Regions from separate parts of the Homo sapiens genome. Here regions 1 and 3 are each linked to region 2. The links are chromatin contacts, found by Hi-C or POLR2A ChIA-PET in ENCODE. All regions are on one chromosome and are shown on one strand. The core of a region is the stretch at or near the end of the contact, and the rest is flanking DNA. Distances in the headings are between cores, read along the strand shown. Region 1 overlaps MICAL3 (microtubule associated monooxygenase, calponin and LIM domain containing 3). Region 2 holds the start of SLC25A1 (solute carrier family 25 member 1). Region 3 holds the start of USP18 (ubiquitin specific peptidase 18).

Evidence for each region. A loop is a pair of places that touch in the nucleus more often than their neighbours do. ChIA-PET counts read pairs that join two places held with the same protein, here RNA polymerase II (POLR2A). Pooled maps may share reads with other maps.
Region 1: a pooled map shows a loop between it and region 2 (3-fold over the local background). The contact joins the enhancer-like site here to the promoter of SLC25A1 in region 2. A Hi-C loop is called at or near these places in 1 of 168 maps with a recorded cell type or tissue (posterior vena cava) and 3 of 50 pooled maps. POLR2A ChIA-PET finds 5 or more read pairs at or near these places in 1 of 52 experiments (B cell).
Region 3: a pooled map shows a loop between it and region 2 (5-fold over the local background). The contact joins the promoter of USP18 here to the promoter of SLC25A1 in region 2. A Hi-C loop is called at or near these places in 5 of 50 pooled maps. POLR2A ChIA-PET finds 5 or more read pairs at or near these places in 2 of 52 experiments (RWPE1 and activated CD4-positive, alpha-beta T cell).

Annotation. Positions count from the first base shown.
Region 1 is chr22:18,000,486-18,004,475 of GRCh38, reverse strand. All of the region lies in intron 1 of MICAL3 (microtubule associated monooxygenase, calponin and LIM domain containing 3), which reads left to right. Among named protein-coding and RNA genes, the nearest start is that of MIR648, 22 kb to the right of the region's middle. RefSeq lists an enhancer at 2,289-2,985 and silencers at 2,921-3,300, 3,311-3,500, 3,631-3,740. Within about 2 kb of position 2,740, at least 41 of the 41 ENCODE cell types and tissues checked have a DNase peak (open chromatin) inside an H3K27ac peak, as active enhancers do; they include B cell, where a contact is called at or near this core.
Region 2 is chr22:19,176,445-19,180,158 of GRCh38, reverse strand. It overlaps SLC25A1 (solute carrier family 25 member 1), which reads left to right and starts at 1,423. Exons shown (of 9, transcript NM_005984.5): 1 at 1,423-1,579; 2 at 1,919-2,026; 3 at 2,118-2,217; 4 at 2,294-2,432; 5 at 2,955-3,039; 6 at 3,209-3,313; 7 at 3,466-3,581; 8 at 3,665-3,714. The coding sequence starts at 1,486. CLTCL1 (clathrin heavy chain like 1) reads left to right here. Exons shown (of 33, transcript NM_007098.4): 33 at 190-686. RefSeq lists silencers at 827-926, 1,127-2,206 and an enhancer at 1,378-2,125.
Region 3 is chr22:18,148,097-18,151,991 of GRCh38, reverse strand. It overlaps USP18 (ubiquitin specific peptidase 18), which reads right to left and starts at 1,822. Exons shown (of 11, transcript NM_017414.4): 1 at 1,770-1,822. LOC124905076 (a long non-coding RNA gene) reads left to right here and starts at 2,778. Exons shown (of 2, transcript XR_007067999.1): 1 at 2,778-2,892. RefSeq lists an enhancer at 1,762-2,081.

The DNA.
Region 1 (3,990 bases), core at 1,491-3,990, 1.2 Mb after region 2:
CAGCCTGACCAACATGGAGAAACCCCGTCCCTACTAAAAATACAAAATTAGCTGGGCGTGTTGGCGCATGCCTGTAATCCCAGCTACTCGGGAGGCTGAGGCAGGAGAATCGCTTGAACCCAGGAGGCGGAGTTTGTGGTGAGCCGAGATCATGCACTCCAGCCTGGGCAACAAGAACGAAACTCAGTCTCAAAAGAAAAAGAAAAAAAAAAAAAAGAAATGTATATTGGGGCAGAGAGCATGGACAGTTGGGTTATGGCAAGGCACAGAGTAGAAATGGAAGCTCTGTAAGCTAGCAGCTTCTGGCAATCAATCTGGAAGGCTTCATGGAGGGATGCACTTTCCAGAGCTCTTTGGATTATAGTTGGAAGATGAGTTATCTGGAGGTATTAGAAAGGCTATCCCAGGGGCCAGGCGCAGTGGCTCATGCCTGTAATCCCAGCACTCTGGGAGGCCGAGGCAGGCACATCACAGGGTCAGGAGATCGAGACCATCCTGGCCAACATGGCGAAACCCTGTCTCTACTAAAAATACAAAAATTAGCCAGGTGTGGTGGCAGGTATCTGTGGTCCCAGCTACTTGGGAGGCTGAGGCAGGAGAATCAGTTGAACCCGGGAGGCGGAGGTTGCAGTGAGCTGAGATGGCACCACCGCACTCCAGACTTGCAACACAGCGAGACTCCATCTTAAAAAAAAAAAAATAAAGAAAGGGTATCCCAGACTCCCTGCGTGATTGGAAGCTGGTTGAGTGGCAGTGGGGTGACCAGCTGTTGGGAGGTTGAAAAGTTCTGAACTAAAGAAGATGGAGCTGAAGCTTGGTAGCCAAATTGTAAGCCTAGCAGGCTGGTGTAAAGCTCTAAAACAGAGCAGACCCCAAGGAGTGGTTAGAAAGTCTGAAATTTGGCTTGTAGTGTGGATGAAAGCACAATTGGCCATGTGTGGTTGAATGGTTGTCACAGATTGAGTTAGGGACGAGCACTTTCGCAGCTCTAGGGAGGGGTGAGCAGTGGGGTTTGTTGCTGAAGGCAGGAATTGTGGACAGCTCATTGGGTGAATGAATTATTAATCGAAGTTTTGTCTGATTATGAGAAGGAAGGGAGAAGGAAGAGAAAGGGGTGCTTCCTGGAGAAGTAGAAATTATGAACTACTTGGAGGTGGAGGGCCCCACACATAAGAAGAATATTCTTCTCTAAGAGATGAGGGACCCAGAAAGAAGACAGGATTCATCTTTACCAAAGGTGGGGTTGATACTGTCGCTGAAAGTAGGTGTCAGAAAGTCTATCGACTTTCAACTAAAGTTCTTTTTTTTTTTTTTTTGAGATGGAGTCTTGCTCTGTTGCCCAGGCTGGAGTGCAGTGGTGCAATCTTGGCTCACTGAAAGCTCCGCCTCCCGAGTTCACACCATTATCCTGCCTCAGCCTCCTGAGTAGCTGGGACTACAGGCGCCCACCACCACGCCCAGCTAATTTTGTTTTTGTATCTTTAGTAGAGATGGGGTTTCACCGTGTTATCCAGGATGGTCTGGATCTCCTGACCTCGTGATCTGCCTGCCTTGGCCTCCCAAAGTGCTGGGATTATAGGCGTGAGCCACCGCGCCCAGCCTAAAGTTCTTTAAGATAGTGGATAATGCTCAAAGTTGAAGAATATTTGCAGGTATTGCTATTCCTGTGCAAAGGATGATAGGATCACACATGAAGTGTGTGAAGGCCATCAGACACCAAGTGCATTCCAGTATCCTCATTGGACCAGATGATGAAACTGAGGCCGAGGGTTGTACTTACCTGCTCAAGGTCATACAAGATATATTTGGTTCAATTCGCTCTATATTTTCGTTTTCTTTTTTTTAGACAGAGGCTCACTCTGTTGTCCAGGCTGGAGTGCAATGGCACGATCTGGGCTCAGTTCAACCTCCGCCTCCTGGGTTCAAGCGATTCTCCTGCCTCAGCCTCCTAAGTAGCTGAGATTACAGACGCGCGCCACCATGCCTGGCTATTTTTTGTATTTTTAGTAGAGACGGGGTTTCACCATGTTGGTAAGGCCGGCCTCGAGCTCCTGACCTTGTGATCTGCTCGCCTCGGCCTCCCTCCCAAAGTGCTGGGATTACAGGCGTGTGCCACCGCGCCCGCCCTCTGCTCTATATTTTCTCTTAGCGCCCTCCTCCAAAAATTTGAAATTCCCCCTAACCTCTTTGCTTCCCAACTAGAATGAAAATCCTAGTTTCATTTTGCGGCAACTAAGAGCAACAAACAAGTCTCCTTTATTATTATTTTTTCTTTCTTTAGATGGAGTCTCGCTCTGTTGCCCAGGCTGTAGTGCAGTGGCACCATCTCGGCTCACTGCAACTTCCGCCTCCCGGGTTCAAGTGATTCTCCTGCCTCAGCCTCCAGAGTAGCTGGGACTACAGGCCCGTGCAACCACGCCCGGCTAATTTTTGTATTTTCAGTAGAGTCAGGGTTTCATCATGTTGGCCCGGCTGGTCTTGAACTCTTGACCTCAAGTGATCCGCATGCCTCGGCTCCCCAAAGTGTTGGGATTACAGGCGTTAGCCACCGCGCCCGGCCAACAAGTCCCCTTTAAATACATCCTCTCTTCTCTCCGGGGGCAGGCTTTGATATGCCCACCGGGTTTCTCCATTGGCCACTTCATGTGGCTTCTCGCCCCTTCCAAGATTCCCAACCAATCAGTTCTTTCCCGTCTCCCGTTGGGCTTTGAGGAATGTACCATATGGATCCTGCAGGGGGACGGAGAGGACGAAGGGCGTGGCGACAGCTTATTTCTTTGCCTTTTGCACATATCCCGTGAGATTCTGGCAAGACTGAGCGTGCAAGTAGCAATGGAGTCCCTGAGGACGGGGGCCGCTTGCCAGTTTTCGAGGTGTACTGAGATATCTCGCCCCCGAGGCTGGGGTCCCGTGGTCCGGCCCGAGGGCCACAACCCCCGCCCTTCCATGTGCCCGCCCATCCCCCGGCTGCGCCGCTTCTCCGGCTGCTACCTACCGCGCCGGACGCTCGGGCTGCGGAACAGGGCGGCACTGGCCCGCCACAGCGACGCCGGCGCCGAGGGACACCGCAGTATGAGGCAGAGGTAAGAACGGGGCTTCGGGACTCCGACCCGCGCCAACCGTCCCCGGGGAGCCGCATCCTGCTCGCGCCCGAGCTCGGGGTCTCGGGCACCGGGCTGGTTCCGGCGGGCGGTTCTGGAGCGGGTGGCCCCGCGAGCGGACGCGCGCCGAGCCTCCCGCCCGGGCAGTGCCGAAGCCGGGAGCCGCCGCGGCGCGGGCGCCTCCTTCCGGCTGCGCTTATAACCCTGCGTCCGGCCGGCGGGGCGCGAGGAAGCCCCCGCCTCGCGTTCCCGTGTGGTCACCTCCCGCCGGAGGATGCGTGGCCAGGTGCGCCGGCTGGTCCTGAGTTCCGGGGCAGCAGGCGCGGGGAAGCGCGGGGAGGCTGCCCGCTTCAGGCGGGAGGCGGAGGGTGGGGGCTTAGCCCGGCTCTGGGTGCGGGGTCGGGGGGTGCTTTTTGGGGCGGGGGAGGTCTCTGTCTTTACCGGAGTCCGCAGGCTCCGGGCCGAGGCTCCGCCGGGTCCTGCCTCCGCGGCCTGGCCCTCGGGGCCTCCCCGTCCCGCTGCCCCGGCCTGGAGCTAGCGTGCGCCAAGCGTGGGCTCCTGCGACCCTGGCAGGTAGGTGGCCGAGAGGACCCCGGCGCGCCTTTCCGTTTGTGGGGGCGGTGGGCGCGGCCGGGCGATCGCAGCCGCCTTCGCCTCTAGTCTCAGTGATGCCCCTTCCCTGGCTGCCTTCCGAGGGGACCGCGCTTTTGGAGGTCTCCGGGGCACATGGGAAATTCCCAGCTAAGAAACCATCTTGAGGAGCCCTACACGGAACCGGGCTTGCCTGGCCTAGCAGAAAGCCAGCCGCAGCGAGACCCTCCGCCTGGCATGCGGCACTGGTGAGCCGCCACCCCGCTTGCTCAGTAGGTAGCCGGGACGAAGGGGTCTG
Region 2 (3,714 bases), core at 174-2,673:
GCCAGGTTCTCTGGCTGACCCCACGCTCCTTGCCTCTGGATGCCTGCTCTCTTGGGGCCTCAGCGTCTGGGTGGTAAGGGCTGGTCCTATAGACCCTGCTCCCTGGGCCCCGGGCTACTCAGGGGCAGCCAGGAGAGGACCCCCATGGGCAGGAAGAGCTCTGCTCATTGTGGGCTTCCCCCTCTGCAGGCCCTGCCGTGGGCCCAGCCCCTGCCAGCTTCCCCTATGGATATGCCTCTGCTCCCAACTTCGCCAGCCTCCAATGTACAACTTCCGCGTGTAGTGGGCGTTGTCACCACCCACCCTACCTGCAGAGTTACTAACTTCTCCAAGGAGCATGTCACTCCAGCAGCACAGGGGACGCAATGGGAGGCAGGGACACCTGGACAATATTTATTTTTGCTGAAACCCAATGACGGCAACCTCTGAGCCATCCCAGAGCCTGGGGAGGCCAGGGTAGAGGCTGACGGCGCAAGACCAGCTTTAGCCGACAACAGAGACTGGACTGTGGGCCCTCCTGCTGGAGCCAGGCCTTCCTCCTGGGCGCCTCCGACTGGCTGGAGCTGCCCCCTCCAGGCCAGTTTGAAGACTACATGAACACGTCTTGTTTGGAGGTACCGGACCTCATAAAAGGACTCTCAGCCTCTTGGCAATCATAAATATTAAAGTCGGTTTATCCAGGCAAAGGTGCTCTGCTTGGTGCTGGTATGGGTAGGAGGGACGGGCCAGTTTCCTAGGCCCCGCAGTCCATTAAAGATTTGCTGGGTCCTCTTTGGGGTGTGGGACCTCCGTTGCCCAGACAAGCTGCCTAGGAGAATACAGCCGCTTGCATTTGTGGTCTTTCCTGACCTTGTTCGCTGAGCGCAGAAACTACAACCGGGAAAGGTGTGGGTGGGAACCGGCAGGTGAGGCCCGGCCCGTGGCTGCTGCGGGAGGGGGGCCCGGCGGCGTAGCCCCTTCTCACCGGCCTCCCGCCTCCCGCCTCCAGGTTTGAAACGTTAGAGTTCCTCTGGGACTGGGCTAGCCCCACGTGTTTTCGGGGAGGGTGTGCCCCTGGCCTCCGGGATCCCTGGGGATCCCGCCGCTCTCGACAGTCGCGCAGACCCGAGGCCCGCTATCCCGCGGCGCGGCACACAGTGCACCTTGACCCACTGCTCGGAGCTGGGCCACGGCTCCGCCTCCCGCAGCCCCGCCCCCGTCCCGCCGCTCGCGGTCGCCCAGGGACTCGGCCTCGGCCATTGGCTGCGCTTTGGCCCCGCCCCTACGCCTGCCTCGGCGCGCCCCGCCCAGGCCTCAGTTTCCCGGCCCGCACGGGGCGGGCTGGGGGCGGGGCCTGGCTCGGACCACGCGGGGCGGGACCTGGAGCTGACGCGGCCGCCCCGCCCCTGGGACCATAACCGGCCGCCGCCGCCACCGCGGACCGAGCGCGGAGTTCTGGAGTCTCGGACCCGAAGCCGCCACAGGGCGCCCCGCCTCCCGCCCGCCATGCCCGCGCCCCGCGCCCCGCGCGCTCTGGCGGCCGCCGCGCCCGCGTCCGGGAAGGCCAAGCTGACGCACCCGGGGAAGGCGATCCTGGCAGGTGGGCCCCTCCGGGACGCGGACCCCTCTCCCGCCGCGCTTCTGGGTGGGCCCGGGACGCTGAGGCCCCGCCCCACTTCCGGGTTGGGCCGTGGGCTGGGGAGTCGTGGAGGCGCGGTCCTGGTCCCCACCCGGCGCGCTGGGACTCGCCCGCCTCCCGTCTGTCACCCCCTGCGCCTCGCCGGGACAACGGGGTGAGGGCATGGGGGCGTGGGGCCCCAGCCTATGTTCCCCGCGGCACTGGCGCGGCGGCCGCGCCGACCGAAGTCCGGGACGGGGGAGGGGCCCGAGCGCCAGCGGCCGGGCGGGAGTCTCAGGAGCGGGTTCCCGGTCCCTGCAGGCGGCCTGGCGGGTGGCATCGAGATCTGCATCACCTTCCCCACCGAGTACGTGAAGACGCAGCTGCAGCTGGACGAGCGCTCGCACCCGCCGCGGTACCGGGGCATCGGTGAGGAGGGGGAGGCCGCGGCGCCGCGGGGGGCGGGTACCCAGGGCGGCGGCACCGAGGGCCGTGGGGTCCTGACCGCCCCCTCCCCCAGGGGACTGCGTGCGGCAGACGGTTCGCAGCCATGGCGTCCTGGGCCTGTACCGCGGCCTTAGCTCCCTGCTCTACGGTTCCATCCCCAAGGCGGCCGTCAGGTGAGGCCCGGCCGGTGGCTGCTGCGGGAGGGGGGCTCGGCCGCGGCAGCCCCTCTCACCCGCCTCCCGCCTCCAGGTTTGGAATGTTCGAGTTCCTCAGCAACCACATGCGGGATGCCCAGGGACGGCTGGACAGCACGCGTGGGCTGCTGTGCGGCCTGGGCGCTGGCGTGGCCGAGGCCGTGGTGGTCGTGTGCCCCATGGAGACCATCAAGGTGGGGAAGGTCCTGGCGAGGACCCCGGACACGCAGGGAGTACGGAGACGGGCGGCCCCGCTGGCCCGGTGCTCCCGGGGCAACCGGCAAGCTGGGGAGGGTCTCCTGGACGCCAGGGAAGGCCGGCGGGGTGACCGCGGGGCCCTGGGGCAGGACGCCTGCCACGAAGGGCCACCCGTGGAGGCTGAGTCTATGCTAAAGGCAGCCTTAAAGTCTTTAAAAAATACTTTTATAAAGCAGAAAACAAAATGACACCTTCACTGCCAAAACTGGAAAAGAGCAGCAAACATAAAGGGAGAGGCTGCTCACAGGGCTGCCCTGTGTCCCAGAGCATGGTCCGTGTGGGCTGCCCTGTGTCCCGGGGCATGGTCCGTGTGGGCAGCCCAGGGCGGCCTTGGCTGCACTGCTTCCTGGGGAAGAGTTCCCAGTTCCCTCCACCCTGGATGGGCCCTGGGCCTGCCAGCTAGCCAGGACCCACCCAGGTGGCAGCCGAGAACCTGCGCCTTTGCTTCTCTCTCTCAGGTGAAGTTCATCCACGACCAGACCTCCCCAAACCCCAAGTACAGAGGATTCTTCCACGGGGTTAGGGAGATTGTGCGGGAACAAGGTGAGCCACTCGACCTTCCTGATAGGGCTCAGGGACCTGGGCCAGGGTGGGAAGGGCCTGCACCTCCCATCCTGCCTTGGGCTTTGTGCAACACCCACCCCCCACACACACCAATTCCCAACCGGGGCCTGAGAGGCTGCAGGGTAACCCCGTGCCTGCCTTCCCGCAGGGCTGAAGGGGACGTACCAGGGCCTCACAGCCACTGTCCTGAAGCAGGGCTCGAACCAGGCCATCCGCTTCTTCGTCATGACCTCCCTGCGCAACTGGTACCGAGGTGTGTCTGCATCACAGGGCCCCATCTCTGCACATGGCCAGCTCCTCTCCTCTCCTTGGGGCCACCCCTGGGTGGCGGGCACCCACCTTTTGAAGTGCTGATCCAGGCCCCTCCCGGCACCCTCTGACCCACCTCACCCCTCCTATATCCAGGGGACAACCCCAACAAGCCCATGAACCCTCTGATCACTGGGGTCTTCGGAGCTATTGCAGGCGCAGCCAGTGTCTTTGGAAACACTCCTCTGGATGTGATTAAGACCCGGATGCAGGTGGTGGGGCCGGGAAGGGGAGGGGAAGGGGGGACCAGGCCAGAGCTAGCTGCTGAGCCCCTGCCTGCTGATGTCCCCCATAGGGCCTGGAGGCGCACAAATACCGGAACACGTGGGACTGCGGCTTGCAGAT
Region 3 (3,895 bases), core at 573-3,072, 1.0 Mb after region 2:
AGCTCCGCCTCCCAGGTTCACGCCATTCTCCTGCCTCAGCCTCCCGAGTAGTTGGGACTACAGGCGCCTGCCGCCACGCCCAGCTAATATTTTTTATTTTTAGTAGATGGGTTTGCACCGTGTTAGCTAGGATGGTCTTGATCTCCTGACCTCGTGATCCACCTGCCTCGGCCTCCCAAATTGCTGGGATTACAGGCGTGAGCCACCGCGCCCGGCCTATTTTGCATTTCTTGAGTAATCGTAATATGCGGGTTAGAACACACGGATTACAACACTTTGGATGAAAAACCACATAATAGGGAAATTTTGGGACTACTCTCTCTCAAAAAAAAAAACAGCTCGTGGAAAAACTAGGACTTACCTTCTTTGAAACTATGTTTATGTTAAGCATTTTCCCCTTTGTAAGCTCATCATTGTGTAAAAGTGTCAGAACTGTGCAACACATTTTTTAACAGTCCAAAAGCAAGTTCTTTGATAAATCAATATGAAGCCGTGCACCTGTGTTACTCTCCCTCCCGTTTTGTTCCTGCGAACACATCGGTAACCTGCATTCACTCTCCATCCAACTCTGTTCAATACCAGAAAGAAACTTCAGATGAAATGCTTTTCAGTATTTGCCTTGTTTTCTGGAACAACTTTAAAGTACAAATTATACCTAAATAAGTACAAATTAAAGCCTCTGCTTTAATTTTCAAACACTTTGAACCCAGATTTTCAGGGGTCTCAAAATGGAGTTTTGTGTTTAAAAGTCTAAATTTAGCTTTCTTCCAAGGAAAAGGGTGTGAAGAAGAGAGGTTAAGACTAAAATACTCTGATTTGCAGAGTTTGACAACATCCTTCCAATTTCTCAATATGAATGCCCACTGACCCAGCCATTCCACTTCTAGGAATTTTCCACCGATATATTTGTATGAATGTATACATAAAATTATATTCATTGCCGTATCTGTGCCAGTAAAAACTGGAAACAACCTAAATCTCCATGCATTGTTTAAACAATGTACTTCCCATACCATGTATCAGGTTTTTTTGTTTGTTTGTTTGAGACAGTTTCGCTCTGTCGCCCAGGCTGGAGTGCAACGGTGCGATCTCGGCTCACCGCAACCTCCGCTCCCGGGTTCAAGCGATTCTCCTGCCTCAGCCTCCCGAGTAGCTGGGATTACAGGCATGCGCCACCACGCCAGGCTAATTTTGTATTTTTAGTAGAGACGGGGTTTCTCCATGTCTGTAACTCCTGACCTCAGGTGATCCTCCCTCCTCGATCTCCCAAAGTGCTGGGATTACAGGCGTGAGCCACCGTACCCGGCCGAATCAGTTTTTTGTTTTATTTTTAATGCCATTAACACATCTATATGTCCTGCCATGAAAAGATGTCCATAATATACTCAGTGGACAAAGCAAGTTCGAAATGATTTTAAAGACTTGTACATAGAAACATTTCTGATAAGGTACAAACAAAAATGATACTGAGTGGAAGACTGCGAGACACATTTGTCTGCATTGTTTGAATTTTTTTACAAGCTTACAACACTTCTGCAATTTCTTTTTTTGTTTTAATTAAACACAAAGTCATGTCAAAAGTCCAAATAACTATATTAGCTTAGAAAAAAATTCACTGGCCCAAAATATATGCACGTAGTAAATACAGATCACTATCATAATTTGCAGAGCACAATTATTACTTAATTCCTTAATTATCTGACTGGCATAGGAGCAGAGTTGGATGTCTGTGCTAGAAAGAAAACTTCCAAAATGAGCCCCGAACTTGCCTCAAGCGCCATGCAAGCGTCCAGCCTCCGCTGCTGAGTTCCACGTCGGGACTGAGCCGGGGACCGAGCTGGGACCGAAGTTCCGCTCCGGGCCCGCCTTGGTCTGGCCCCGCGCTCGTGGCACCCCGCCCAGCTTTCGTTTTCCACTGAATGGAAAGCGAAACTTACAGCGGCCTCCGCGCCGGGAGCTGGGCGCCAGCGTGCGGGGAAACCCTGCCGGCCCGAGCTTCCCGCGGCTGCCGTTGCAGCCGCGCACCTGCTCCAGACTTCCAGCCCTCGCTTTTTTTTTTTTTTTTTTTTTTTGAGACGGAGTCTCATTCTGTCGTCCAGGCTGGAGTGCGGTTGCGCTGTCTCGGTTCACTGCAAACTCCGCCTCCTGGGTTCAAGCGATTCTCCTGCCTCAGGCTCCGGAGTAGCTGGGATTACAGGCATGCGCCACCACTCCTGGCTAATTTTTGTATTTTAGTAGCGATGGGGTTCCGCCATGCTGGCCAGGCTGGTCTCAGGTGATCCGCCCGCCTCCTAAAGTGCTGGGATTACAGGTGTGGGCCACCGCGCCCGACCTACAGGCGCCTTTTTATTTGCGATTTTAAGGTCCTTGCAATTAGCCTACGTGTTAGAGTCATTTGGCGTTTGGTAGTATCCATGGCAGCATTTTTTCTTTCTTAATGCTATTGTATTTCTTGGATCGGGTGTCTTCACATCACCGGCCTGTGGCTTGGATGCGGCACATGGTGTAATTAGGAGCTCCCCTGTGGGCATGCAGATACAGATATTTCTCCACTTAAGAAGGGGTCAGGGGGCGCGGTGGCTCACACCTGTAATCCCAGCACTTTGGGATGCTGAGGCAGGCGGATCACCTGAGGTCAGGAGTTCGAGACCAGCCTGACCAACATAGTGAAACCCCATCTCTACTAAAAGTACAAAAATTAGCTCGGCGTGGTGGCGCTTAATCCCAGCTACTTAAGAGGCTGAGGCAGGAGAATAACTTGAACCCAAGAAGCGGAGGTTGCAGTGAGCAGAGATCGACAAGAGCAAGACTCCGTCTAAAAAAAAAAAAAAAAAATGGGGTCAAGTCCCAGTGAACCCATCATGAAGTCGAAACATCGTAAGTGAAACCACGGTAAGTGATGGACCATCTGTGTATATATAAGGTTAAGAGATCTGTAACATGCACACCGGAAAGGCTTATTACCTCTTTAGAGATGTATTTCTTGTATGTAGACTCATGGGGGTAGGGGCAGAAGGGTTATCTGCTAGGGGCCTCAAACTCCAGCCGCTGGAATTTGCGCAGGAAAGCAGGGTACAATTCCCCCAAAGCGATCATTCTTTCTGAAAGCCGTCCCCGCAGCAACAGACAAATAGCCTCCAAAAACCCAAAGCTGCCAGAACCTCACTGAAGCGTTGGTAGGGTCTGCAGTAAGGTACAAAATACCATGGCATGAAGATGTATAAACGTGTCCATAATAGGGTGGATGTGTGTTAGAAGCATGAGCACAGATATACACATACAGGCTATCCACACGTCCATCGTCAGCCCAGACTCCGCTTACATTGCTGCTGGAACGGAGGCAGTGTCGCCCACAGTGCAGCATGTTCTCCCTGGAAGGCTGGTGGACTTTGCGCAGTATGGTGTTTACACAGGTACACGGTGGTGGGCGCAGGGTCCGTCCTCATTATATTTGCTGACCAATCAGTTATATAACCAGCTTCATACATCTGGTAAGTCTTGTCCACAAACAGGAACCTCAAAAACTCAAGTGAGGGCAATGAGGAGAGGAGGTTGCAAAATTTGATAAAATATGCTAAATACAGCAAGTCAGTAGAAGGCTAAGGAGCAAGCTGCAGTTGCTTGCAGCAACTATCAGCAGAAAACTATTAATAGTCAATCCAATGATTCTATCTGAATCTTGGTAGGTCGGTGGAGCAAAGTAATTGGTGTTGCTGCCCCAGTGCAGAATGGACAAGGGTGAACCTTGGGTTGGAGGCTGGACTATATAATGTAAGGATCCATTACACTTCTATGGGGCTCTTCCTTCCGTCCTTCATGGTACCCTCCTGAACAATTCCGTGCTAAGGCCATCAGGTGTGTCAAGCAAAGTGGGCGTTTGTGTAGTATGTTCCAC